Regions from separate parts of the Mus musculus genome. Here all the other regions are linked to region 1. A link is a loop called in an ENCODE intact Hi-C map of the cell type or tissue named here. Cell type or tissue: heart. All regions are shown on one strand.

The links. A loop is a pair of places that touch in the nucleus more often than their neighbours do. Peaks named below come from ENCODE experiments on the same cell type or tissue, not always from the same donor. Only the 100,000 strongest peaks of a DNase experiment are listed, where the experiment ranks them.
Region 2: it touches region 1 in a loop (9-fold over the local background); 7 of 42 quality-filtered maps call a loop at or near these places.
Region 3: a loop joins it to region 1, with 6 times the contacts of the local background. A loop is called at or near these places in 4 of 42 quality-filtered maps.
Region 4: a loop joins it to region 1, with 2.6 times the contacts of the local background. A loop is called at or near these places in 3 of 42 quality-filtered maps.
Region 5: a loop joins it to region 1, with 3 times the contacts of the local background. A loop is called at or near these places in 19 of 42 quality-filtered maps.
Region 6: a loop joins it to region 1, with 2.5 times the contacts of the local background. A loop is called at or near these places in 4 of 42 quality-filtered maps.
Region 7: a loop joins it to region 1, with 4 times the contacts of the local background. A loop is called at or near these places in 10 of 42 quality-filtered maps.

What each region holds. Positions count from the first base shown.
Region 1 is chr6:71,631,067-71,635,066 of GRCm38, reverse strand. Kdm3a (lysine (K)-specific demethylase 3A) reads left to right here and starts at 2,150. Exons shown (of 27, transcript NM_001038695.3): 1 at 2,150-2,229; 2 at 2,488-2,570; 3 at 2,796-3,011. The coding sequence starts at 2,826. In heart, a CTCF peak has its summit at 1,517; DNase peaks (open chromatin) are centred at 1,566, 2,036 and 2,656; H3K4me3 peaks cover 2,640 bases; H3K27ac peaks cover 2,564 bases.
Region 2 is chr6:71,267,132-71,271,131 of GRCm38, reverse strand. No RefSeq gene overlaps it. Among named protein-coding and RNA genes, the nearest start is that of Mir8112, 2.5 kb to the left of the region's middle. In heart, a CTCF peak has its summit at 2,001; DNase peaks (open chromatin) are centred at 211, 751 and 1,591; H3K4me3 peaks cover 886 bases; H3K27ac peaks cover 2,523 bases.
Region 3 is chr6:71,492,229-71,496,228 of GRCm38, reverse strand. It overlaps Rnf103 (ring finger protein 103), which reads right to left and starts at 2,352. Exons shown (of 4, transcript NM_009543.3): 1 at 1,341-2,352. The coding sequence starts at 1,566. In heart, a CTCF peak has its summit at 2,113; DNase peaks (open chromatin) are centred at 1,818 and 2,378; H3K4me3 peaks cover 3,195 bases; H3K27ac peaks cover 1,784 bases.
Region 4 is chr6:71,829,641-71,833,640 of GRCm38, reverse strand. It overlaps Immt (inner membrane protein, mitochondrial), which reads right to left and starts at 2,321. Exons shown (of 15, transcript NM_001253681.1): 1 at 2,126-2,321. The coding sequence starts at 2,170. In heart, a CTCF peak has its summit at 2,324; DNase peaks (open chromatin) are centred at 1,850 and 2,360; H3K4me3 peaks cover 2,570 bases; H3K27ac peaks cover 2,272 bases.
Region 5 is chr6:71,802,614-71,806,613 of GRCm38, reverse strand. The region is part of intron 6 of Reep1 (receptor accessory protein 1); the gene reads right to left. Among named protein-coding and RNA genes, the nearest start is that of Mrpl35, 19 kb to the left of the region's middle. In heart, a CTCF peak has its summit at 2,317 (motif pointing right); no DNase peak of the experiment used is centred here; H3K4me3 peaks cover 436 bases; H3K27ac peaks cover 1,803 bases.
Region 6 is chr6:71,821,385-71,825,384 of GRCm38, reverse strand. Mrpl35 (mitochondrial ribosomal protein L35) reads left to right here and starts at 1,601. Exons shown (of 4, transcript NM_025430.3): 1 at 1,601-1,669. The coding sequence starts at 1,627. In heart, no CTCF peak of the experiment used is centred here; a DNase peak (open chromatin) is centred at 1,604; H3K4me3 peaks cover 1,401 bases; H3K27ac peaks cover 1,313 bases.
Region 7 is chr6:71,705,768-71,709,767 of GRCm38, reverse strand. It overlaps Reep1 (receptor accessory protein 1), which reads right to left and starts at 2,087. Exons shown (of 7, transcript NM_178608.4): 1 at 1,767-2,087. The coding sequence starts at 1,798. In heart, no CTCF peak of the experiment used is centred here; DNase peaks (open chromatin) are centred at 1,607 and 1,977; H3K4me3 peaks cover 2,257 bases; H3K27ac peaks cover 1,580 bases; H3K27me3 peaks cover 853 bases.

The sequences.
Region 1 (4,000 bases):
GTATTTTTTGTTGTTTTTTTGTTGTTGTTGTTCAGATTTAGTAATAGGACTTTGTAAGTTCATAAAGTACACTGGATATCTCTCCAACTTTTCTTGGTTCTGGAATCATGAATAAAACAGAAAAGTCATGTGTGTGTTTTAGTAGAATTTATGCCTAAAACAAAAATGTCTTTTGTTTTAGTAGAATTTATGCCTGTTATTTTCCAAATTATGTGTTATGTGATCTAAGTCCTCCACATTCTCTCATTTTAAAAATTTAAACTGCTTATTTCTGAGATAAATGGATTTATAGCATTTACTGTGATTATAAGCTGTCAAAACTTTCTTGTTTAGTACTATTAACTTAGTTCATATCTTCAGTTTGAATAGTTCAATAATGTATTTTATAGACCCAATCCTTTATTAATATATTTCTTCTTTTTATGCTTTTACTCTTAGTCATATACCATATAACAACATTATGGCAAGTGACATGTGATATATACAGTGGTGATCCCATAAGTTTTTCTCAGTGACTTGGTAATTTCTGTAAGGACACTATGTTATCAATGTAATGAAATCATCTAACAACCTTTTATCAGAATATATCCCTCGTATTAAATAATGTATAACTGTACAAGATGCCAATGTAGCTTTCCTTTGATTAGTCTTATAAAAATTTTACCCTAATAGTTTCAAGTTTCTTATGCTGTACTTTTCTTATGCCAAAAAAATTTTTTTAAATACTAAGTACCTCTCCATGTTTATTTATAAAATTAACCCATTTATATTTATTGTAAATATAAATGGACTTATTCCTGTCATTTTATTTTTAACCATAATTTCTTCTTCTTCCTTTTGTTTTTCTTGTTTCCATTTCTGCCTTTTGATGAAGTGGATAGGTTCCTTCATTCCATTTCCCACCTCTTAATGGTTTGAATATAATAAATCCAATTCAGTTTAATTCAACTTCAGCATTATTTAATCTTTAACATTCTGTTGTCATACATTCAAACCAAATATTTTTCAAAATAAACATCTGGTACTAATTTGCATTGTATAGCATTCCCTTATACATTTTGAATTTTTTCTGAATTCTCATTTTCACACTATTAAAACTAAATTTCCATTCATTTTATAATAAAGATTAAGTGTGATGTTAGATTAAGCACCAGGCTTCATAAAGAAGTCTTCAGTTATTCATTTCATTTTTTGATTCAACCAAGAATCCTCTGGTCCAAACCATAAAACCATCTTTTCTCTCCTTTGTCTTTCAAAGTCACCTCTTTCATTATCACTTTTATCATCAACTCCATCTACTTTCTCAATTTCTTTGTTGTTTCAAAAATCTTATATCCACTTTACATTTTCTTTTTAAAAAACCTACATCCCACATAGTTTTGAATAGATGGTTTGCCTCTAGATTTAATGAACATCGTTTTCCAGCAACTCAATGCCTTTCTTCATTTATCCTTCAAAATGGCGGACCTAGACAGTCATGATCAGTACCACGTGCGCCTGCGCCTCCAGCGGCCATTTCACCCATCAGCCCAAGCTCCAAGAGTCCGCCCCTTCTGGCGCGTGCGCAGGAGCCCCCAGAGCCTAGTCGCTCCTCCCCCTCTAACTGCGTACGCCTGAAACCGCACGTCCCAGTGCTGTCCCTCCCCCGCAGGCTGTGCACCGCCCCCGCCCCTTTCCCGTGAGATTCTTCCGCCTGGTGGAAGGTCGGTCTTCGCTCGACAGCCTACGCGCTTCAAGTGCAATCCAATAGGCGCTCATGATCCTGGGTCTCCCCATTCAGTCTTATCTGTGAGCCTGTGCGATTTTCTTTCTGGCCTCAAAGTCGATAACCGATTCGGCGGGACTTTTTTGCATAGCGCGAGGCAACAAATGGAAGAATGGAGCTGCGGCGGAGGGATCTACCGACCGCGTTCTGCGCGCTTTAATGGGGGATCGGCTTCGAGTCGTTGCTGAGAGCGGGGGGAAGGGAGGAGGCAGCCAAGGAATTGTTTTTTTTCCTCACCCCGCCCTCTTCAGCATAACCAATAGGAACGTAGAATTTCCTAGGCTGCCCCGCCTATCCCCCGCGACTCAACCAATCATCGGTGGCAGCGGCTCCGAGGGGGCGGGTCCGGGAGGCTGTGCGTGTCTTGTGAGAGAGAGCTCTTGAACCAAGTCAGAGCTAGAGTCGGCTGGGCGGCTGGGCTCTGTTGCCGCCGTCGTGGGTGACTCAGGGAGGCGGGAGGCGGGGTAAGCGCTCCGCGGGCCTCGGCTGCGGGAGACAGAGGGAGAAGGGTGAAGGACCCGCGCGGGCGGTCGCCGCGTCTTCTCGGTTCAAGGCTCAGGACGGGCGGGGGTGCGCCCGAGTCGGCGGCCCGGAAGCGGGGGGCGGGGGCGCGGCAAGTGTCGAGTCGCGAGCGAGTCCACGGCGGCTCCGAGGCCGCTCGGGGCGGGGATCGGTCGCTGAGACGGGCCCTAGGCACTAAGAGGGAGCCTTTTCTTTAACAGGGCGAGGGGACGAACACTTAGGCAAAAGCACTGGCGCCGCGGCTCAGTCCTCCCTTCTCTCTCTCAGTGTCCAGCTTTGAAAGGTTTGGAAAAAGCGAAAGTTGTTGGGGCGAGAGGGTCACGCGGCACTCGGGGGGGTGTTTGCGGGGGGGAGTGCTGGGGGGTTGGGGAGGCGCGGGTGGCAGCTTGGGGCGCGGAGTCCACCTGCGGGGGTGTCACTCCACCGGTCCCTGTCGGCGCTTCGTCTCTTCGGGCCGCCTCCGACCTCGGCCGCCCCCCATCGCATTTTGTTTTTGTGCCTTCTGCAGGGAGGAGCCCTTCCTGCTGGCGTGGAAACCATGGTGCTCACGCTCGGAGAAAGTTGGCCAGTATTGGTGGGGAAGCGATTCCTCAGTCTGTCCGCAGCCGAAGGCAACGAAGGCGGCCAGGACAACTGGGACTTGGAGCGCGTTGCCGAGTGGCCCTGGCTGTCGGGGACCATTCGAGCTGTTTCCCACACCGACGTTACTAAGAAAGACTTGAAGGTAAAAAACAAAAAGACTAAAACAAAATACAAAATCCCTAAACAAACAAACAAAACCGTCTTCTGGGGGCTGGGCAGTCAGACGGTTTTCAGTTACCTTGGTAACGGGACAGTTGAGCGCCCCTCCCTCCCTTTTCTGAAATGGGCCACTAGAAAGTTGGCAGGTGATCAGAAGGTACAGAACTCTAGACCGTGAAAGTCTTTGAAATGGGGTGTAGTGTCAAGGTGTGTTTGACCTAGAGCTCCAGTGGCCTGAGATTAATAATGGGTTTAGGATTGTTCAGACATGCTTCATTAATGCAGGCGCTGGGTCCCCTGGGACAGTCTGATTATGCCCCCAACGGGAGGCGTATTGTTTATTAGTAATAGGTTAAAGAAGTGGATGACAATTAGAATCATTGAAGGCTAGCTTGAAAGTGCTTTCAAAAAAGATGATTTCAGATGATGGTGTTCCTCTTTATTTCTTCATTCAACTTTTTAAACTTTACAACTTGGAAGTGAAGTGTGAATGTAAGGGAAGGAGCTTAGTTGTGTTTATCTATTTAGTTTTGTTTGGCTTGTTCTGGTGGTGGGTATTTGCTGAGGTATGGTTAGTGAGGCAGGAGTAGGTCCCCGGTTGTTAATGAGGATGGGTTGGTGTGGCTACAGCCATATATGGAAGCCTTGGGTGGAGCTGTCCCGTATAGGGTGTTTGAAAGGAAGGGGAGAAATGGAACTTGCATGACCAGTTAACACATTCTGGAACCTTTTTCACTTAGATCTTTTGAAAGGAATGAATCCTACTCTGTGATACAAATATTGGTGTGAAAAAATAGTAGGGAAATAACCAGTGAGGAAGCCATTGTGCCCACAAAGACTCCTTGTGCAAAAATCAGCTGAAAAAAGATTCCTAACAAAGGCTCCATAGTGATAATAACTTCCAGGAAGCTTGTCAGGACAGACTATTTCTACCCTGAGTAATGGACATGCCTCGGAATCTTCTGTGTTTTT
Region 2 (4,000 bases), 360 kb after region 1:
TTTTCTTTACATGGTCATTATTTTGTGTGGAGCGGAGTGAGGGTGGGGCTCCTTTTACCTTATGCACCCCAGAAGTCGAACTCAGCTTCTGGGGCTTGGCAGCACACCGACCCATGTGTAATAGGGTCTTACTTTAGCTCAGGCTGGTCCCAAGCATGGATTGAAGTAATCACTTAAAAACCTCAGATGGACTGAGAAGCCCAGAGTTGACTGTTGACTGCTGAAGCTTCTGATAAGGAGATCCACATACCAGACCCGCTAGCCTCTCCCACTTCCTGACTGCAGGGGAACTGACCTGCAAATGGAATCTTCCAACCCCAAAGCTCCCTCCCTCCGCCTCCCCCCCCCCCTTTCAGTCCTACAAAACCCAACCCCTTACTCCCCAACACGTGCCACTTGGGCATAGTCTCACTTCCCTGAGAGACTGCAGCCCTTCAGTTCTGATTAAAGATCAGTTCTGTTTCAGGAGATGTCTGTCTACCCTTCATTTCCACTCGCCTTCACCAATCCCTTTCTATCATCTCTCAGTCTCGCAAGGGCTGAAATTTAACGAGTGAGCCAGGAAGCTCCACTAGGGTCTTTGGTTTTTAAAGCCGAAGACTGCTTTACTCCCAGGCTGGCCTGGAATACAGGATCCTTCTACCTCAGACTCCCAAGTGCTGGAATTAGAAGCCCCTTCACCCACTGGACCATGTTAAAGGCCCTGCTTCCGGTTAATACTACACTACTGTGTAAGTCAACAGGCTGCACTTGCTTCCGTTGCCAAGCATTGCCACTCCCCGACTGCCTAATAAACTCCGTCCGTAAAAGGCTTCACACAGAGACAAGCAGTCCATTAATGATTCCACGCTTATTAATAACACAGGGACAAGAGAGAACCTGAGGTTTTGGTCTGTGCTGTAATTAGACAACATATAATGGGCTATTATGTGAGTGACTTTCTCTCTTCCCTCTACCCTTTAAAAATATTTATTAATTTTATTTTTAAAATATTCTGTATTACATAAAAACTTACAAAGAAATAGAAACGTGGTGTTCCTAAAGATCTGCTCATAATCGTGTGTGTGTGTGTGTGTGTGTGTGTAGTGTGTTTCTTTTTTTGGCTTTTCGAGACAGGGTTTCTCTGTAGCCCTGGCTGTCCTGGAACTCATTTTGTAGATCAGGCTGGCCTCGAACTCAGAAATCCGCCTGCCTCTGCCTCCCAAGTGCTGGGATTAAAGGTGTGTGCCAGCCACCACGCCCTGCGTGTAGTGTGTTTCTGTGTGGAGACGGTATGTGCCCATGTGTGTGTGTCCTAGGAGGTCAGATGCATCAGATCCCCTGGAGACATGTCTGGTTATAAGTGGTCTGATGTGGGTTTTGGGAACCTGACTCAGGTCCTTTGCAAAAGCAGTACAGAGCTCTTAACCTTTGAGCCATCTGGGTAGCCCTTCACCTTTATTTTCAATGCCATTCCCCTTGTTTATTTAGCACCCCCTTAATTCAGTCTCTAAACGTTCTCGTTGGTCTCTCACATTGCTTATGGCACAAATGGATGAGCCTAGGAGTGTACGAGCTCTTCCTGGCCTGTTTAATATTGCCAAGCACTCTGACCATCCTATTATTAGACTCAGCAGGGGCTGGCAAGCATTTTCTGTAAAAGGTCATCAGTAAGCACTTTTGGCCCCGCTGGTTCCAAGTTTTCTAAGGGACATAGCCACCATGCTACAAATACATCTGTAGGAAAGACGTGAGCAAGTGAGTGTGCTTGCTTTCTGATAGTTATATTTAGAGTAACAGAAATTTGAATTTTGTCTAGGTATTTTGCTACAAAATTCATTTGCCTCCCCCCACCCCTCCACCAAACCATTAAAGACAGTAAAAACTATTTTTACTTCACAGCTGTAAAGGGCCCTGGAAATCTTATGCCCTAAATGAACTTTAGCACCAAGTAGAAAGGAAGTTGAAGGGTTGTGCCTTTTACTAACGTATAGGAGGTGAAGCACTTGCAGCTCCCTGGATTTGCCAATAGATGGTGATCTTTCTGAGTGTGTGTGTGTAGCTCAGCCAGTGGGTCTTTGACAGAGAGAACTTTGGAGGTTTTGCAGGGTGTGGTAGCATCCTTCTATTCGGCCAGGCACAGCAAAAACTTATTGCAAACTGTACTGGTAACATTTCCCCTTTACTTTTGGACTTTTATACCTATCCATACATATTCCCTAAACTGTGACATATATAACTGAGGAAACACAATTAATCACCCTCCCCAGGCCTCTGAGGTGATCAGTTGGAACAACAATGTATATGCACAGTGGGTACAGCTAAAGTTCTAAGTGCTACAACAAGCATCTGGAAACACATTCTACCAGAAGTTCAGGTCAGCAAGACGAACTCCTTCTTCCATTAGGAGGCTGTTTACACAGGAGTGGGAGTATACTGGCAATCCCAGCAATTTGGGAGGTTAATGCAGGACAATGACAGTTTTTAAAGGAGGAGCCGCATCAGCAGCAGGAGCCGCAGCAGCTGCAGGAATCTGAAGCATACCTAGGCTTTGTGATGATCTACCATTATCTCCAAAAAAGCCCTATTTTTTCACTACCTTTGAGAATATAGTCCCAGCTGGTCCCTTCCAATCACCAGCCCAACAGCTAGTGCCAGTACTCACACTCTCGGCGATGCTGCTGTGTGTCCTAGGGAGCAAAGGACAACCTTAAACAATAAAGACTCTGCTCATCTCCAATTCCCAGAGTGACAAGAAGGTAGCACCTGAGTGACATTAAACCCTGTTCCTTAATATTTATTTTTATTAATTTGATATTACATTTGTAAGTATGTCTCTGTATAGACACGTATACATGAGTCCAGGAGCTGTCAGAAGCCAGAGGTGAAGTGTCCACCAAGAACTAGAGCTAGAGTTGGTTGTGACCTTGTAGCATAGACACTGAGAACCTAACTGGGGCCCTCTGCAAGAGCAGTATAGCACTCACAGCCTGAACCATCTCTCCAGCCCCTAGAACTGTTATGTTATCATAGAGAAGATTTTAAAACACTTTAATATATTCTGGGGTCTTTTTAATGAATGTGTCTTCTTGTTGATTAAAGAAACAATTATATCCCTTTTGTTCAGCACTCCAAGAAGAAATGCTTACTGCATTATAAAGTCACGTTAGAGACTTCAGTTCCCCTTTAGAGATTTGTGTACCCAGATTTGTCAACCCCGGTTTTAGCTTTCACTGTCATAGTGAATAGGTTTGGAAGTGCAAAGATCTGACCACCTCTGCCTCCTTCTGTAGTTATTCTACCCAAACATATGGAAATGAGCCTTCCATACTGCCGCAGACCCTCTGGGCCCCTTTGTCTGCATGGAACAGCTCTCTAGTCGTGGGTGGGCAAAGCATCAGATGGAATGACAGACCGATGCACACAGGAGAGGTTGTGTAGAATCTGAATGTAATGTCAAATCGAGCATCAAACTTTTTATACAGAAGAAAATAAGGAAGTTGGGTGACACACTCGCAAGGTACAAAGAGGTTACTGGATTCTTACATAAAACAGAGGAATGCAAACACAGAAGGTCTAAGGGAACCACCTGGGATAGAATTCATTGTTAACAACAGGGTTCAAAAAGGGCTCCACCTAAGATTCACTTAATCTTAGAAGCCAGGGTCAAGGGCTTCGTGCCCTTGCCATAGTTCCTATTTTAGTCTATTGTATAGTCCACCTTCCCCCTAGGCCATTGTAAATACGTGTGTATGGGTGTAACTCAGCTATAGTTCTAAGTATCTATTCTGGTTTCTCCTTAGGTCTGAAACTTCCTTCTTCCTAGGTGATGGTAAATTCCTGTGTAGGGCAGTGCCTTAGCTTTTATTCAAAGTGATAGTGTAATACCAGAGGCAATTCTGAATGTCACTGAATAGCAACATTCTTACTGAATTTCAAGCCCATGGTCTTGCTCAAGGACGTTCTAGGACTGTTGGAACACTGGCGAAGGCTTTAGCTATGTCAGAATTCAATCTTAAAA
Region 3 (4,000 bases), 140 kb after region 1:
CAAACATTTAGGTTTCACAGTTAAATTGCCATACCAAGACTGTTTTTTGTTGTTCTTATGCTGTTAAAATGTGTGATCTGAATCATACTTTGGTTGTATAGTCTTTAGGCTATGTGTGGATTCTTTGTACATTCCATATGACAACAATTTTAGGCTCAAATGGCAGCAAAATATCTAACATAAAGCTCCAAGGGGAAAGCCTGTGTGATCAAATAACTGTATGAGATTGCTAACCCACTCCCCCCACCCCACCCCACCCCCCAGCCCCAACAACCAATGGCAGCATAAACCTGGTGCAAACAAGAGCAATAATAATAACCACTTGAAAAATGTATCCCTTACGCAAAGGACTCCTTCCTTCTATCTCACTGGCGAGATGAGTTCTGTAACCCTTATGCTATAAGTATGTAAGTGTCAGACTGATAAACGTTGTCATCTTGCCTATCACACTATTTGTCTAGATAGTACTACCCAAGGGGGAAAAAATGGTCTTCTAAAAGGCCCCGCTGATGATATACTTGAAAGGACAAAACAAGATAATCATAAGTTTCCAATGCTTCCTACATCACCTCAGAAGGCCTTTCTTAATTTACATTCCTCTTTCAGGAAAACTATCTAAACAAGGAGACACTTTAAAGTTAACTGTATTTCCCCACCCAATCCTACCCCAAATCAACGGCTACATTAAATATTCTTTCAGCACTATTTCAAGTCTTTTCCTCAACCCATTAAGTGACGCAGAGATGCCTGTGACACATGACAAGAAAGGTAAGTCAAGATTCAAAAATAAAATGTATAATCTGCAAGAAAATATTTACTCTAAACAAGGCCAACAGCCACACAAAATGTTCACTAAAGTATAAAAAGCAATATTGCACTGTGTACACCTTACCTATAATTAAATGCATAATTTACACGTAAATCTTTAGGTCCACGTGCCTTTTGTTATTATTTTAATGATGTTTTACCCTCCTGGTAGCTTGTTTTTATTGTGGATGCAGATGCTGCTATTTACAGACTATGTTTTGTAATTTTTCCTTTCTCTATAATCAATTTCAACTGACGTTCCTGAATTCTGGGACAAATGATTCAATTTAATGATTTTTTTTTAAAGCTACACTTTCAAACTGTCATTTCCAAAGAGCCTTTGGAACACACCAATACACCTAACAGTTGTCTTTTCCAAACCGAGATTTACATATTTATTTAGAAAACGTAGACAAAGATGACCTGGGCAGCTCTCTGGAGCAGTCTGTTTAACCATTCTGGGGACCGCCTAATTCTGGGGAGTGGGTAAGAGCCAGGACAGTGGAGGCGACCTCCAGGAGCCCAGCACTTGCCTGACTTCTCCACCAGCTCCCGAACATCTTTCTTCTCCGGCAGCCCGGAGTAGCCCAGCCCTCGACACTCCAGAATGGTCTTCAGCTTCTTGAAGCTCAATGCCACCGGATCCACCAGCTGAGTAGCAAAGATGCCAGTCTCGTACCACACAATGGCCTCAAAAAACCTGGCCAGGACGAACAGGACCAGGAAATACAGGAGCAAGAAAAACAGCTTCAGCCACATCTTCGCCCTCTTGGCGTCGCCAGGAGCCGGGACGCCGTGGACAAGGGAAGGGGATCGAGTGCGGGGCGACAGAGCGCAGCCTGGGCGAGGGCAGCGAGGGCGCGCGGCGGTCACCGGCGGGCCATCCCCGCGGGGAGGCAGGTGGATCGCGGCGTGCGTGCGACTGAGAGCCCCGGCTCTGGCCTTGCGGTCAGGAGCTGAGAAAGGGAGAAGGGGGGACGTTCAAACGCACCCCACCCATCGAGCTGCGGACGGCTGGAAGAGGGCAAGAGCCCACCTGGGGTGACCGGGAGGCAGCTCCGAGGGACTGCGGGCCAGCGGAGGGCGGTTGGGGCCGGACTGAGTGGTCCAGAGGGCGCGGTACTCGGCTGGGCCAGGCCCGGGGCCCGGCGCGCCCAGCGCGGGTTGGAGTGACCGCCGCAGCGCCGCGCCGAACGCCCAGGCTTCAGGCCCCGGCGGCCGCCCAGGCCTGGCGGCAGCTCCAGGTTCCCGCGGGCGGCGCCTATCAGGCCCCGCGGCCCGCGAGGGGGCGTCGCGGCGGCTCCCGCTGAGGAGGAGCGCGAGACGACAGTCGTGAAGGGAGGAAAAAAAGAGGAAAAAGCAAATAACGCTAGGCCCCAACGCGGCTCTCCCGGGCGGCTTCCTGTCAGCTGCGTAGCCGCGCGGTGCCCAGCCCCGTGCGGACGCGCCGCGCCAACCGCGGCCACCGTCCCTGCCGCCTCTGCAGGCCGCGGCCGTCGCCCCCAGAGCACTGGACCCGCTGTAGCCGCGGCCCCAGTCAAGACATAACAACTGACGTCGGCATCGGGGCGGGGTCTCGGCAGGGGCGGGGTTAGAAGCCGCGGGGTGCAAGGGGAGAGAGGGGCTGCGGGAGGCTGGGCTGGGTAAACCTTCCGAGTTACTGTGCTCTCGCGGTCCCAGCCCTCTGATGCGCTGATGTTTAGTCACTGATTTCAGTCCCAGGATTGGACATTGGACCCTGCGACACTGTGCACCTTTGTGCTGAGCGTGAAAAATAAAGGCTGCTAAAAGATGTTCGTTTTTGTTTGTGGTTTTTGTTTTGTTTTGAGACACTGCCTTATTAAATAGTCCTGGCCCGCCTGGAACCGCTCTGAACACCAAGCGGGCCTCAGAATTCAGAGATTGCCTGCCAGGCATGGAAGTGCTGGGATTAAAACCGTGCACCGCCGGGCGTGGTGGCGCACGCCTTTAATCCCAGCACTCGGGAGGCAGAGGCAGGCGGATTTCTGAGTTCGAGGCCAGCTTGGTCTACAGAGTGAGTTCCAGGACAGCCAGGGCTACACAGAGAAACCCTGTCTCGAAAACCCAAAAAAAAAAAAAAAAAAAAAAAAAAAACCGTGCACCACCACACCCACCCAAATCATCAAGATCTGTAAAAATCAGAATCTGTGTTTTAAGTCCAGTCCCTGTCAACCGCGGATGCTTTTGGGTTTTTCTTTTGTTTAGTTTTTTGTTCGGGGTGGGGTGGGGGGGAGGGGTGGCACAGCTGGCTTGAGGTGCTTGAGGTGAAACTCTGAAAACAGATGTTTTTCTACCTTTGCTTTAGAATGCGATTTTCACATGTGTGTTGGAGGAGGTATGGCCAAAAAGAATTTTAGTATGTGATCCAGTTGTGGCTAGTCTCCTAGAGGGTTAAAAAGTAGACAATGAAGGTCTGAGTTGTCAGGACAAAAGTTGTTAGGTGTGGTTAGGTCCAGGTGCAAAGGTCTGTGTGTTTTAGCCAGCCAGAAGAACTCATATAAAATGAGTTTGACAGGCAAGCGTATGGTACCTGGTTCCGTGTTTATTTAACTCTAGCAGGGTCATGTTCTCTCTCTCTCTCTCTCTCTCTCTCTCTCTCTCTCTCTCTCTCTGTCTTTCTCCCTCTCTCTGTCTTTCTCCCCCACTCTGTCTCTCTCTCTCTGTTTCTGTGTGTGTGTGTGTGTGTGTGTGTGTGTGTGTACGCGCGTGTGTGTGCATGTGTGCGTGTGTGTGAGTCTTCTTGATCAGGAAAACAAGTAGGAATTCCAGGTGAAATGTTAGCCAGCAAGGAAAAGCATGAACAACCCTAAACCAGGGGTGAAATTTTTAGGGAGAGAGTGTGACCCTCAATCAGGGAGCAAATGAGCCATGGAAAACAAAGAATGGATCATAAAATGTAGACAAAGGATAGTACCCCTTTATAACGCAGTTAACAAAGGCATCTCGGTGTACAGCTAGTGGAGGAGCTAGGAAGGAAGAAGCCTAGGAGCAGGGTGGGCAGGAATGTACAGCTTCAGACTTACAGAACAGTGTGGTGGTTTTCCAGGGCAGCAGACCACGTGGAGACTGTATTAAACTGTTCCTGCTGACAGACTTGGCTCTGTAATTTCAGCATTCTTGATTTCACAGTATAGCACTGTTATATGGTGGCATTGCTAGTCAAGTCTAAACA
Region 4 (4,000 bases), 200 kb before region 1:
AAATTGAATGTAAAAACATAAATGCAAAATTGAGAGGAGGAAGAAGGGGAGAGAGGGAGAGACAGAAGGGGAGGAAGGGAGGTGGGAGAAAGAGAGAGAGAGAGAAAGAAAGAAAGAAAGAAAGAAAGAAAGAAAGAGAGAGAATGAGAACACTCAGGAAAATAATCACAGAAGATTCACAACCTGGACTGGGTATGAAACCGAGGAGAGGTAACCAGCCAGGCCGCAGACATAGAATAGTATAAATGAGACATATAAGATACTAACTAGTCAGGGGACAAGCCCTGCTTAAGACCTAGGCATTTATTCATGAATAATAAGCCTCCCAAGTCATTACACAGGAACAGGGCCATAAATGGAAAAGCTCACTTATATTTAATGTTCTTCCAGAGGACCTGAGTTCAGTATCAGTGTCAGGGAGTCTACAACCACTGATTAACCTTAGCACTGGGGGATACAGTATCCTCTTCTGGCCTCCATAGGTGTGTACATGTACACATATTCATTCATTCACACACACACACACTCTCTCTCACTCTCTCTCTCTCAGACAGACAGATAGACACACACACAAATAAGCAGCAATATCAAATGCTACAGAATGAATGAAGAGGTAATGACAATAAACCTATGAATTTGTTGACAGTGACTTCAGGGAACTTTAAAATGTTTGTTGAGAGCTAGAATACCATTCATGTTTTAGTCTCTAACTGAGCTCCCCAAAAAGAAATCTGAATTAGGGAAGTTACTCAGGTAGGGCTAGTCTAGTAAATAAATCAATGAGAGAAGAGATGTTGAAGTAAAGACAGAAAGAAGCACATGGTAATACTAAATGTGTTGTGTTTCGTGTTTGGTGTTAGGAATGGCCTGTAAGTGCCTTGTGGCAAGAAATTGTTAGAAGGTTCTAAAAGCTGAGAGCAGCCACCTGCAAGACACAGGAGAGAACATGGACTTTAGTGCAACACCTGAAGGGGCTGGATTTAGCTAATTATGAATTTGGAGGAAGTAAAAAGTACTATCTACAAATGAGAATCAAAGCACAGCTAATACTTCTCAACAAAGCCTTGCATGACTCTAAGCTGAGACTCCACAACACTAATGTCCAGACTACTACAAAAACTGGAAGATAATCAATGAGGGTGTAGTTACAGGCTGCTTAATGTGTGCTGTTGGATAAATACCAACAGAAAACTAATACGGGGCTCACTTCCCTATGCAAGAGGCTGAAGGACAAACAGTAAAGCAAAAATAAAGAACAAAACTGCTTAACTTCAATCATCTCAGGATGACCCTGTCTCGAAACTTTATCCAATTACTGCTCAAGTTGCAGCATGTTCCTCATAACCTTTCAAGTGTTAGTTTTCTAAAACTTCTGAGTAATGGAAATGGGGTTTTTATTTTCAACTGTAGAAAGTTATACTGACAGTTATGAAAAATTAAAGAGAGACAAAACAGGGCGCCTAAGATACCTGAATGTCAGACATGGTTCCAGTGCTTAGAGACACTGATCCCCAAGCTAATCTCAGAAATAAGCACAAGGTCATGACTTCTGTCCTCCTTCAGCACCAGAAGTTTAAGCTCGAGAAATGAAAAATCTTTCACCTTTTACTATAAGACTAGCTCAAAGGCGCTCTCGGCTACGGAAACAAAAGGAACCCACTCCCAGATTAACAGCAACTTTGACCCCTAGGCTCTCCACCAGTCCAGGAACCTGCTTATTAAAGATGCAACAAGCCCTGAGAAGCAATCCCTGCTGGGAACTGTAGTTCTCCCGCGCCGACCTTCACGATTGGAAACCTATCACGTGCCCAACCGGCGGCCCAGACGCCAGCAGCCAGGATTGGTCCGAGACTGAGATAAGGAGGTACTGATTGGATACCAGGTCCCTGAAGCCACGCCTCAGCGGCACACCCGCCTCCCCGCGCTCCACACCCCAGCCCGCTTCTTCAGCAATAACCCTCGAGTCATTCCAGTCCAGCGGCCGCCCTAGAGGACTGCCTCGGTTCCCCGCACTAGGGGTGGCTCTGCCTGGGGGGGGTGCGCATCATGGATGCCTCTCACGTTGTCCGTTGGCAGTCCGCAGTCAGCGTGACCACGCGCCCCTTCGGAGAGACCCCACGCTCACCTGGGCCGCGACGGTCACGCCGGATAACTGACAGGCCCGCAGCATTTCTGCCGAAGCGACAGCGCTGCTGGTGGACGCGGGAACGACCGCGGCCGCACGAGAGGAGGGCGTGCGTGCTGGTGTGCGTGCCCGCGTCTGTACAGCCTAGCTGCGTCCGGCGCACCGGAAGGGCCACCGGCACCACTGCGCACGCGCCGCCTCCTCCCCTGCTACAGCCGAGGCGGCTCCCTGAGGGTGGGACTCACCCCGGCTGCGAAAAGGGGAGTAAAGCGGTGATTGGCGACTAGGAGGCGGAAGGGCAGGTTCTCCTTCCGGGTCGCGCTTGGGCGCTAGTTTGTCTGCAGATGACCGGGTTACTAGGTGAACTGGCCGGAGAGTGCTGTGTAAAGTTCGACTGTGACTCTTAGAATTAAAGCGTTGGTGAATTAAATTAGAATTAGACTCTTAGAATTAAAGGGATGGGGAGGTGGATCCGGTAGGGACGCCTGCTCCCAGTCCTGACGACCTGAAATTTGCGACCTCTCTGGTGGCAATAGAATCGATTCCAATTAGTTGTCCGCTGACTTCTTTATGGAGCTGAGGCACACGTATGCCTACAGGGTTTTTTTTTTTTTTTTGGTTTTTTTTTTTTTTTTTTTTTTTTTTTTTTCTTTTCCAAAGGGTTGCTGAAGAATAAGCGAATGTGCTGAAGGCATCCTGGGGCAGAATGTGTTTCCGGTGTCTTTAAATAGTAGAGAACGGATAGGAACCCAAATTCTAAGTTCAGGTTTTTACTTAAGTCACACCGCTTTTTTTTTTTTTTTTTTTTTTTTTTTGCCACTTTTATTTTATAAAGATGATTTCGGTCGCAGTTTTGGGGACGGTTTGGAAGACTCTTCCAAGCGTTCTGAGTTTAACAATGTGTTAAAAATTGACTGTCGTTAATATTCTATGTAAATTCCACTATGATTATGTGGTTCTCTTACCATAATAACATAGAAAAATAATTTTCAAAATCTGTTGGAGGCTGGACCTAGTCGTGCATGCTTTTAATCCCAGCGCTAGAGAGGTAGAGGTAGGCAGATATCTTTTGAGTTCAAGGCCAGCTTGATCTACAGAGTTCCAGGACAGCCAGCTGAATATATTGAGACCCTGTCTTGAAAACCACAAAACAACAAATCTGTTTGCAAAATACTTACAAGCCATAAGTAGGTGATTTGTTATGATACGATACAGATAAAAAAAAGCTGCACTTTTATTTTCATTTATAAAATAAATGAAGTCCAGTGTTGTGGTCACACTGTAAATGACAGCACTTGGGAGGCTGTTGCAGGATTGGACTACATAAATTTCAAACAAAAAACAGGAAAGATTTGAAAAATATCAAAAATGTGTTTATGTTCTATATTATCTACGTTCTATACATGCCAAGCTTTTCAGAGCACTTCAGTAATGTACTTGTCGATCTTTGTCATGTCATCATTCGACAGCCTCCAGTCCTCCCATTTTCTTAGTAAATCTAGCAGTCTGGCTCCATCCCTGTTCACCGCTGCTCTGGTTCTTGCCAGCGTGATAACGTCTCGCACACTGTTGACCCGGGGCTGCTTTTGTACTACACTTCGGACCTTGTACTACAGACAGTCTCCTTGGCTTTAAGATCTCATTCTTCAGGGCTGGAGAAATGGTTCAATGTCTAAGAGCATATATTATTCTTGTAGAGGACCCAGATTCAGTTCACAGCCCCAATATCAGGCAGCTTACAACTTCCTATAAATTATCAGAGAGCCCTCCAGATACAGACACAGACATGATTTATAAAAATAAATCTTAAGCCGGGCATTGGTGGCGCATGCCTTTAATCCCAGCACTTGGGAGGCAGAGGAAGGCGGATTTCTG
Region 5 (4,000 bases), 170 kb before region 1:
GTGCAAAGCTTTAAAACCACAGCTAGGTGTCATGATGCACACTTGTGATCCCAGTATTCGGGAAGTAGAGGCAGGAGCATTAGGTGTTCATGGCCAGCCTCTACTACAGAGAAAGGTGGAGGCCAGATTGGGCTATAAAATGAAACCCTGTCTCAAAAACAATAACAACAACAAAACAACAAACAAACAAAACAAGACTCTCTTGGGCTCTGGCATATTTAGAGATTGAGAGAGAACTCTCCCCATCATGAGGTTTCCCAGATCCTGAGGTCAGATAGGACTCACCCAGTACCCAGAACTAATCCACACTGACCGGTTGGAGACATAGCCCAGTGGTAGAATGTCTGTCTAGCATATGTGGGTGGCCCTGGCTTGATCCCAACACTGGAGAAGGGTTGGGGGGGGCAAGAATATATGAGAGAATATGAAATGATCCATCTTGTCCAGGAATGTGAGGAACTCCTCCATCTGAGGTGGTTGTAGCTTCCATCTCAGAGAGAACAGGGATGCTAGGAGCCTAGGCTTATGAAGGGGAATGTTTCTGAGCATCCTGTCTGATTCTCACCAGGGTCTCTAATTTTGTGTGTGACCGGAATCATGACTTTTTCACAATGGACCCGCAGGCCATCAGGTTTAGTAGATAAAGAACCAGAAAGGAATTGAGTGGCTTTTCCCTGAGCCTGTGACTAGTAACTCTCCACCTTTGTCACAGAACACGAGTCACAGGCATGGTCCTTCTGCTGCCAAAGCCCTGTCTATATCCATAATTGGCCACAGTGCTAAGTATATTGTTTCCTGATAACTAAAGAACTGGAGCTGGAGGAATAACTCACCTGGTGAGGCACTTACTGTCCTGGACTCCATGGGGTATGGACTCCATGGGGTAGCTGCACACACACACACACACACGCACGCACGCACGCACGCACGCACGCACGCACACATACACACACAGATCTTGGCAGGTAACTGGTGGTTTGTCCTACCTGTTTGGAGGGAAGTCGTTCTTTCCCCTAAGCACTCAGAAAGTGTTGGGTATCACAAGTAATGTCATTCTCAGGACCCCCAGATCTCTAGTGCAAACACATGTTCTAGCCCACACCCCCAGACACTATGTACCTCCAGGGGCAACTCGCTCCTCCTCGGTGCCTTATACTTGTACATGAACTCCAACAGGTCCTCCTCCTCCTCGTCAGAAAACGCCAGTGGGTTTCGGACCTGGTGGGGCTCCCATGACTTCACACCACCCTCATTCACATCTCCCTCAACCACTTAATGTCCATCTAACAAAGGAGACAAAGGACAGCGAGAAGGGGTCAGTGTGGAAGGGAGCAAGGATGGCAGGAAGGGTGATTAGGTACACAGCACAACAAACCTGTTAGGACAGCCAGGGCCCCCTATCTGAAGAAGCCGTACTGTCTTTAGGGGGGACTCAGGAAAGTGAAGGTATAAGTGGAAGCCTTAGCAGAGTGTACAGAATCAACTGCAGACTCAGAAGCCATTGAACAGCTCCCAGGAGGATAGAAGACACTTCCTTAACTCTGAGACTTGCCATGCCCTGTTCTTAGATCTGTGACTGGACAATGGAAGAGTGGACAACAGAAATAGCCTTCTCTGAAGACAAGAACTGTGCCTCCGAGGGGTGATGCTTTCTAACTCGTACACACAGGAGATGCTGACAGTGCAGTACCCTTGTCTATGCAGCACCAGGCATCCTGGAAGAGACAGTATGTAAAATGTAGGCCTAGAGACCTAATGGATGCAGATTTTTCATTTCAAAATACCTGGTGCTAGATAGAAGAGGACCCTCATAAAGATGCAAAATCTGAATGTATCTCCCACCCCACCCCCATGCGACAGCAAGATTCTTACTTCAGTGAAACTTGAATGAGCTATAGGCAAAGCTCCAGAATTAAGTTGGCCCATTGAATGCAGCCATGTCATTGAGCCAGAATGTCCTAGCTTAGGCAGAATGCAAATTACTTTCTGCTATACCCAGTTTATCTCGAATCCACGGACACATGGTTCTATTCTTGGTCTGTTATCTTCATCCAGAACATAGTTCTATTCTTGGTATGTTGTCTTCATCCAGAGTTACAGAAGATAGAGCTAGAGGGTCCACAACTCATCCGATTCCACCACTCTGACGTCTACATACAGACTCCTGAGCTCTTGTTGGGACACCCTGCTACTGCTTCTAAAATCCTATTCAGGCGCAGAACGGGCTAGTTGCTGTGTAACAGTAGTCCTTGTGGAATTAACTAAAAGCTGCAACTAAGAGTGTTTCGTGTTTCCAGTTTCCAGTGCTCCATAGCAGCCAGCAGAGGGCAGCATGAGCCCATAGCTGCTGTCAGCCGGCCTTATAGGGCTGAGCCGTGGGTGGAGAGCCATCTGCTCAGGCTGTGTGAGCCTTGTCAGCCTGACATCATAAATTTGCCTTGATTTTTTTTTCTTTCTTTCTTCACTTTGTGCCTCTCGCAGACTGTTTACTCCGAGTATAGTTGCTTTCTTGTCCTTCCCTGCCTAAATCAGCTTGTTGAACTTGAGAGCAGTAATGCCACCTTTCTTGAACACTCTGGTCTTCCAAAGTTGCCTGAGCCCCAGATAATGCCTAGAATCTATACCCTGCAGCTCCTGCCATATGCCCTGGTTCTCTTGTGGGCCACAGTGTCTCAGCAGAAAACATCCTGAGTTGTGGGGCTGTGGCTGCTCATCCCTTGTCCTCTGAGTGTCTGAGGAAGGCCTGGGCACTCAGCTGGTCCGGATCATCTAGTGATCTCAATGGAAGCCTGTTGTCATTTTAGACAGTTCAGCTCTGCTCCACACTGGAGCATGGCTCTCACTAACCAGGACATCCCTCTAGACACAGATTCCTCCTGTCTGGAAAGAAGAATAAGGTCCAGACCTAGTTAGGACCCAAGGCTCTCAGGCCAAAGTAAAAATGCAGAAGCATCCTGGCTAGCTCCACCCCTCAAAAACCTACATCTTCAGGATGAGTTCATCCTAGCTGAGTTTAGACCTCTGAACAGGTGTGTGCTGTTCCCTTAAATGAAGAGTTTTCCCCTGCCAGTTGTTATGATAACCCAGAGACACCGCAGGATCCTTGGGTATATAATTCCTCAGTCTGCCCACCAGAATGTCCTGAGGCTGAGCATCTAAACCACACACTAACCACAATGATAACCACCTCATAGGTGGGCATGCATGCCAGTACCCCTAACTCTGGGAAACGGAGGCAGAAATTTTCTTTGGGTTAGCCTGGGCCACAAAGTGAGTTCCAGGCTAGTCTCGGCTCCAGTGTGGAGACCCTGTCTCAGACACAAAAGCAAAATAAAACGAAGAAAGAAACAAAAATCAGGGCCCATCTCGGCACTGAAACTCTTAACAGGGCTTTGTGCATGCTTCCCACTGCAACCTTGAACAAGAAGCGTAGTTTGAAAAGAAGTAGTTCTGTGACTCCCAGGAGTGGCGATCATTACAGATATCTAGGCAGGAGTAGAAGCCTGGCCTGATCTGGGCAGAGGCTGGGAGCACAGGAGGCCAGTGTGGGTGGCTGGGAGACAGAAAGAGAGACACAGAACCCTGCCTAAAAACACCCCAATTGTTAGGATGGTCCTGTGTGTCTGCCAAGTGTGCTGTTGGTATTTACTATCTTTTTTTTTTTTTTTTAAGATTTATTTATTATCGTATCCAAGTAATCTGTAGCTGTCTTCAGACGCACCAAAAGAGGGCATCAGATCTCATTACGGATGGTTGTGAGCCACCATGTGGTTGCTGGGATTTGAACTCAGGATCTTTGGAAGAGCAGTCAGTGCTCTTAACCACTCTCTTAACCATCTCTCAAGCCCCGGTATTTACTGTCTTATCTTTACTTTTCTGAATGATGGAAATCAAATCCAGGCCATTGCACATGCCGGGCAGATGCTCTACCACTCAGCCAAGTCCCTAGTCCCTTGTTTGTATAATCTGCCTCACTCTTGGGATAGCCATGCCTCTGAGT
Region 6 (4,000 bases), 190 kb before region 1:
GAATACCACTTTTTATTATCTGGGTAGGTCAAGTATGATTATAAGATTGAAGGAGGATGGGAGGAATAAGACACTGTCTTTGCAAAATACAAAACTAGGGGCTGGAGAGATGGCTCAGCGGTTAAGAGCACTTGCTGCTCTTCCAGAGGTCCTGAGTTCAATTTCCAGAAACCACATGAGGACTTACAATGACACATGGTGACTCACAACCAGAAGGGGATATGATGCCTTCTTCTAGCCTGTGGATGTTTATGCAGCAAAACAATAAATAAATAAATAAATAAATAAATACAAAAGTGTTCATGAGCCAAGGATTTCAGACATTTTCTAGAAACTGGAAAAAAGCAAGAGAAAGGACTTCTCTTCTAGAGCTTCCAGAAGAATCACAGCCTTAGTATAACTTGATTTTTAGTCCTTGGAATTTATCTTAGATTTCTGGCCTACAAAACTCTGATAGTGAATTTATGGCATTTAAGTCACTGAGTTTGTCATAGTTTTTGTAGCAGCAGTAGGAAAAAGACAACTGAGTTTTTTTTTTTCAAGATTTATTTATTATTATATATAAGTACACTGTAATTGTCTTCAGACAGCCCCAGAAGAGGGCATCAGATTTCATTACAGATGATTGTAAGCAACCATGTGGTTGCTGGGATTTGAACTCAGGACCTTCGGAAGAGCAGTCAGTGCTCTTAAAAGTTGAGCCATCTCTCCAGCCCCCTATTTTTCCCAATTTTAAGTTTTAGTATAACAAATACCAGTAGATATAACCATATAAGTTAAAGCTCTTTGAATTTTCAATAATTTTCTGAGGTCTTCAAGCCTCAACCTGCTATGGAGCTGTTACCCTAGGTGTAGCCACCACTACTAGTTCCTCAATAGAGTGTAAGAGTCCTGAAGCCAAAAATTGAACCGCCACTCTCTAAATGAGATTTGTGGGGTGTTTGTTTTTCTTGTTATTTTGGACTTTTCTCTTCCCTTTTCACCTTAATTTTTGCTTTTTTATTTTCGTTTTAAGTGTCTTTACACAATCCATGCTGGCTCAGCAGCAGAGCCTGTAATCCTTGTTATCATATCTATACTGGCAGTAAGGTCACTTGGAGTACAGGAGTCCCAAGTCACCTTCGGGATCTTGGAAGACCTTGTCTCAAAAATGGGGAAGTTGAGTTGGGGTATAGGGGAGGAGTGTAGCTCTCACTTTTAATCCCAGCAGCGGGTCTCTGTGAGTTCGAGGCCAGCTTAGGTCTATAGAGCTAGTTCCAGGTCAACCAGGGCTACATACATAAATCTAAAACAAAACAAAACAAAACAAAACACACAACAACAAACAAACAAACAAAACCCCCAAAACCTGTCTCAAACAAAACAAAAGCAAACAAACAAAAGTTTAGACAGTACCAACTCCTGCAAGTTTTTCTCTAACCCCCATAAGCACGCAGGGTCGTGCGCGAACCCAAACATAAAGGCAAAATAAGTAATTAAGAAGACGGTGGTTTAGGGCAGAAAGGCAAGGTTCAAAGAGCTCAACCTTGGCCACGCCTGTTCCCTTTAGTTCCGCCTCCTCCACGTTTCTTATCCTTTTGCTTTGTAACTTTGAGTCCACTGCGGCCACCGTAGGCAGGCTGCAAGATGGCGGCTTCCATCTTCACGGGCGCCGTGAGAGCTGCCTCAGGTCAGTGTTCTATTGACAGCTTCACTGAGAAGAGGGTCGGCGCGGGAGGGAGTGGGAATTTAGTTTGGATGTTAACGAGGAAAGAAAAACAAGATGACTTGAGGTCGGAGGTTTGCTGCGCGATACCTTGCACAGTGTAGTGCCCATGACCCGCGTTCACTGGATCCACCCTGCCCTAGGAAGCACACCCGAGACTGAGGTAGAGGAGGTGAGGGTGACACCCAAAAGTCCGCTTTTTTAAAAAATCTGATTTAGAGGTTCAACCACCTCTCTCAACTTTGACCTTGAGAGTCATATAATTTCTCTGAGTATTTTGGTTCTCTAGCGGTAAAATGGGGCTTCCTCCTACCTGTGGGTTAAACAAGTGTGTAAAGCATCGAGTATCTGGTCTCCTTGAGAACCGTGTGTAATTACCAGGAGCCTGGTCAAATTCGTTTTGAAGTACACCCCTCTGATGGTAGCGGGGCGGGCTTTAGGAGTGAAGGCAGAACCAGATAGGAAATTAAAAGTACTCAAGTATGATAGGGGTGATCAGTAAGCGACTTGCACACAACTTATACTGTAGAGATAACATTTGTGGAAAAATAGGCAGAGGACCAAGAGGGAAAAAAGTAACCATATAAAATTTCCAGGTATTAGAGCTTAAAAATGGAACTTTTGTGAGTTATGAAATGTGTATATAAAAAGTTTATATTAGGGGACATACGTGTAACTAACACCAGTTCAAGCCAAGCCCCTTTCCACCCCGTGCATTGCCCCGGTCATTATTCCCATAGCCACTTGAGCAACTATACCTTCATCTCTCAAAAGCATATTTTGTCTAGTTTTGAACTTTACATTAATTTATATACAATATGTCTAGTGTAATGTCTGGTTTTTATTTACTCCAGTGTGTGTGTGTGTGAACCCTTTTGATTTCTGACTGCTGTATCTTCTTTTCTTTTTTAAGATTTAAAAATTTTATTTATGTAAGTACACTGTCGCTCTCTTCAGACACACCTGAAGATCCCATTACAGGTGGTTGTGAGCCACTATGTAGTTGCTGGGAATTGAATTCAGGACCTTTGGAAGAGCAGTTGGTGCTTTTAACTGCTAAGCCATCTCTCTAACCCTCTTCCTACTCTTCTTCCTCCTCCTCTACCACCACTACCACCACCATCACAACCTTTAAATTCTTTTTTTTTTTTTTTTTAATGAGACAAGGCCTCATTATGGAGCCCAGTCTGGTCTTAAACTCTCAGTCCTCCTTAGCTTCCACATGCTGAGATTTTAGGTGCTTGGACTCCCAAACCTGCTTTTCTTCAGCACATCTTTATCTGGTGTTAGCATTGTTTCGATGTTTTCTTCAAGCTTAGGCCTCTTAATCATTTTAGTATATTATCTCATGTAATCCTCTCCATAATTAGCTAATTTAAAGTTGAGGAAATGAGCATAGAGAGGTTAAGGAAGTTGTTCCTGTTCACACCACTCGTTAGTAGGAGCTGAAATGAATACTAGTCTGGCTCAAACCTGTCCCTTACTCACCACACTGCCCCATTTGTTTGGTGAGATCAGTAGAGAAGACAGTGGAGTGGTCTAAGTCTTGCATCAGATTAGGTAGATGCAACTTGGTAGAGCTTTTGTTGTTGCTTTGAGGAAAGGTCTCACTATGCAGCCCAGGTTAACCAGGAACATGCTGTATTAATAGTCATGTCGGTCTGGTACTTGGGATTCTCTTGCCCTTGTCTCTGGAGTGCTGAGGTTGCAGGCATAGGACCCTACACCCAGATCAAATTGTTGCTGGTGTCTGTCTTTTTGAGATAGCATTTCCTGTAGCCCATGCTAGATGTGAACTCTGGTCTGCTTTAGCCTCTTGCACACGGAACTTACTAGCATATTACCAACATGCCAGGCTTGGCCTTTCCTTTTTTTTTTTTTTTGTTTGTTTGTTTGTTTTTTGTTTTTCTTAAAGCTAACTTCATTGAAATACAATTTAGTATATTTGTATTTGTGGCAATGTTTGTATATGTGGGCATATACACATGTGTGTGCATGCAGGCACATGTCTGAGATTGCTCTCAGGAGTAATCCTTCTTTTAGAGCCTGGGTTTCTGCCACAGACCACCCCAGTCGGGTATGGCGGTCCCTGGAATGAGGGTCCCGGAAAGCTAAGTGGGTAAGGATTTTGCGGGGACAAACAGAAACAAACACAGAGGCAGTTTGAATCTGAGTGCATTTTGCAGGTCTCAGGCAGGGGTTTTTATACATTAAAAAAAAAAAACCCAAATATTACAACTCTTAGATGTGTTCAGTGAAGCAATTACAAATACCATCATTATCATTTGGCTCAGT
Region 7 (4,000 bases), 75 kb before region 1:
TAATACTATATAACAGGCATTGTTAATATGAAATAGAAATGTGATTAAAACTGGTGTTAATAATTCATGTTGGGTTTAGTTGTGAATTAGGAACAGGGTAGGAAGAATCCTTGATCTTTTAAAGGTGCTTCAAATCCCACCAACCTCTGGTGCCAGAGGGTAGTTGTAGACCGGGAGCAATTCTCTTGGTCATTTACGTCATCCGAAGTCTTAGTTCTTCAAGGTGTGGTTGCTTCAGAAGATACCAACACACTGTTGCAGCCCCTCCCACATCCCACATCTTAGTCCCCCCTTTCAGTTACCCCCTATGTGGGAGATGACAAGAAAACCAGAATGGTTGCATGATCCTGGTTGAGGACTTACAGAGAAAGCCCACCAGGCAAGCAAGTGCTCCATGGCCCCGCCCTGAGGTCCTCCAGGGGTCACTAGCAAATCCAAAGACCCCAGGAAAGAAACTGACACTGCAGAGAAGACAAGCTTTAGTCAGGCGTGAGGCGTGGCAAGGCATGCCGGTGGCTTCCCTATTATTGATGCCAGCCATGCCACAGAAATCGAAATATTTCACATGCCACCTGAAGGTACAAAACAAACCCCCAGCAGCTGACAACAGCTGTTGGAGAGACCCTTGTGGAGTAACTTGATGGGCTTTGGGAGCAATGGGCAGAATGATGCCTGGGAGACAATGGCCAGGACTTTAAAGACGGCTCTCCTGGATGGCTTTGCAAATCAGTTCAGAAGAGGAGAAAAGAGATGTGTGTGCCCTGCACTGTCAAAGGGAGTTAATAGCCCCTCTTTCTTAGACAAAGAAAATGCTGGGCACGTGTTCCTCATCCAAGCCCCCCCACCCCCAGACCCATTTCAGTCCCAGGTCCCCTAAGCAGGTGCTAAATCAATCTTCCAGATCCAGGTAAGAAAGGTGAGAGGCAATATTGGAAATAAAACAAAAGTCCCCATCACACATCCCCCAAGGACTTCATACAGGCCTCACCCCAGATGACTCTGCTCTCCTGCACCGCCTGGGAGGTATCACTGCCACCGCCCTTGGGGGGTGGGGGGAAGGGGTGCTGTCTGTCACTCGGAAATTTCCCTGTGCATTCCTAGAGATGCCTGCCCCTGTCTCTCAAACCCCTGCAAAGGAGAGCAGGCAAGAGGAAGGAAGACATCTACTCCAAGATGCACACTAATGTACTTGCCACCTGCCTTTGCCTCTGTCTATTTGAAAAACCTAAAAAGGAGTATTTTCCCACTTCATTGAGTGCCCCACCTCCATCTGGCTACTCATCTCCGCGATGACCCCTTCAGGCAGCGCCCCTGGCTTGTCTGGACTGTATGTCATTTTCACCCGACAAAGCGCGGCGGCAGGCGAGCCCAAGGCATTTTCTTCCAAAGGAGAGAGAACGCGTGGAGCACCCACTCGGGGCCTCTGCAAATCCGCCCCACCCGGAATGGAACAAAGCAACAGAGAGAAGGCGAGACCCATTGCCCAGCCCCGGCAACTCCACCATCGTGCGGGGACCCACGCCCCGGTCTCCCTGCAAGGCGCCGCCTGCGCCCGCGGCTACCCATGGGTCTGTAGCGTCGCGCGTCCTACGCCGCCTCGCGCTGCCCGCGTCCCCAGGCAGCTACTGTACCTGCTAAATTTAGCGACCGCCGGGTATTAATAGCTAGCGACCCGGGGCTGGTGGTTCGCAGGGGCGCGCGGCCCTAAGGGGACATGGGGATCGGGAGGGAAGGGAAGAAGGGACACAGGAGAAGAGGCCACTTACACCACCAGCCTGGAGATGATCCACGACACCATGGCGGGCGGGCGGGCTGGCGCGGCCCGGATTGCTGGGCTGCGGGCGGTGCTGCGCTCCCGGCACGTCTGTCTGTCTGTGCACCGCCGCTGCCGCCAGACTGAGCGCACCCGCCCGGTCCGGCCCCGCGCTCGCGCGTTGGCGCAGCCGCGGCACGTTCCGCCCGCTGCCCCAGCCCCCAGGGGCTCCGCGGGCCCACGGCGATTGGGCGGCTAGCGGTGAGGGCACCAGCGCGACCCGCCCCTGCTCCGATCGTCCCAGCCCCAGAGCTGCAGCCAGGGCGGGTCCTCCTCCGCCCTCCTTGTGAAACCGTGTGGTGCGGTGGCTCAGTGCACTGGGCCTCCGAACCCCCAGGGAGGGCTGCCTCACCTTCACTAGGTGAAGTGGGGAAACTGAGGTCTGAATCTGGACTTTGAAATCCTGCCTACACCTGTCTAGACGAGGTTCTGTCATTCTTCACTTAGATAATACGCTAGCCTCAGGAGAAACCTGAAGCCTTCAACTAGCATCCCATAAGTCAACATCTCAGCAAGTGTCTGCCTACTGACAGCTCTAGTGTCCCAACTCGATCTCTTTGACTGCAACCCCATCACCAGTCACCGCGTGTCCCTTCAGTTGTTTCTACTGCAGCTCTCTCTCTCTCTCTCTCTCTCTCTCTCTCTCTCTCTCTCTCTCTCTCTCACACACACACACACACACACACACACACACACACACACACGTCAGAGGTCAACATGCAGGAGTCAGTTCAATGCAGTTGTCCCGGTGATAGCTCGGGCCATCATCAGCCATGGCGGCAAGCACTAGGGGAGCGGTCTCACAGACCCACACCTCAGACATTCCCTGTCCATACATTCACTTCTGTCTTTGATTCGTCCTCCAGCCTCAGCTCGGAGGGCTATGAGAGCCGAAGGGCATCATACATCATGACCCAGCAGTGTTAACAGAGCCATGTGGCATCTTGGGCAAAATGGAAACCGCGTTCAGTATCAACACGTCAATGCATTTTTAAAATATTGCATCATATAGGATTTGTCTTGATCACGGAATTTTATGGTGTCCCTTTAAATTTTGCAGCCAGGCTTTGTGACTTGCTTTGCTCATCCTGAGGATGGACCTGAACCAACTTCAATAGCACTTGAAAGCCTTTGTCCTTTTTATCCCTGGGCTCTGCTGCTCCCTCCCTCCCTCCAGTAGTTTAGGTTCCAGTGACCTGCTCTTCTTTGCAGATATTCAGTTGTGTAAAATTCAGTGCCCAGTGTGAGAAATTCTGTAGAGACCTAGTTTATAGCTTTTTCTAAAGGAGCTCTGCCCAATGAGGCTTCTTGCAGAGGCAAGGTGACTTTGGACTTTGGCAGTGCCTTCAAATATGATAGAATATGCACGGTGACATGTGCCTATGACTCCAATTCTTGGGAGGTAGAAACAGGAGCCCAGGCTAGTATCCTAAGGCCATCCCAACCCCCTCATTCCAAATCCCAGGCGTGGTAATTGACCCTGTAACACTCACCCTCAGGAGGAGGAGACAGGAAGGCGAGTTCAAAGTCATTCATGGCTACTTGGGAGTTCAAGGCCAGCCTGGACTACATGATTCCAAGTCTGTCTCAGTCTCTCTCCCTCACCCCCCTTAAGTGTATGAACATACAGATAGAAAATACTTTCTGACAATTAAGGGGCTATGAGAGAGTTGTCTTCTTTCATTTCTCTTTGTCTGTATGTCTTCTTTGTCTCAAAAAAAAACCCATAAACTACTTGTGATATAGAGGGGGTTAATGTAATGTTGAAGCATTTGGAGGTTGGTCATTTCGCTTTTGGGCAGCTATTGAATCTCATGTTCCAAACCACTTCCTCTATAGAACCCTCATACCGCAGGCCACAATACACCTATGTGGGAGGCTGCCAGAGATGCTTCTGTGTTCCAGTGCCCACTGAAGTTACTCAGATTAGGAAATCATAAACCTGCCTGGCCTTGCCTTCCTAGTACTCCCTTGTTATGGCTCCCTCTTTCCTGCTGCCTTGTGGTAAGCTCAGCTGAGCGGCCTACATGGTTTGTGCTCTCTCTAGGGATGAAAACAAGTAAAATAAACCTGAATTCTTTCCAAGTTCTGTCTTAATTGTCTGGCCTCACCATACTTTACTAGAGATTATAAAATTAAACAGAGAAAAGCTTGGAAAACTTACCAGACAGTGATACCCTAAGGCCA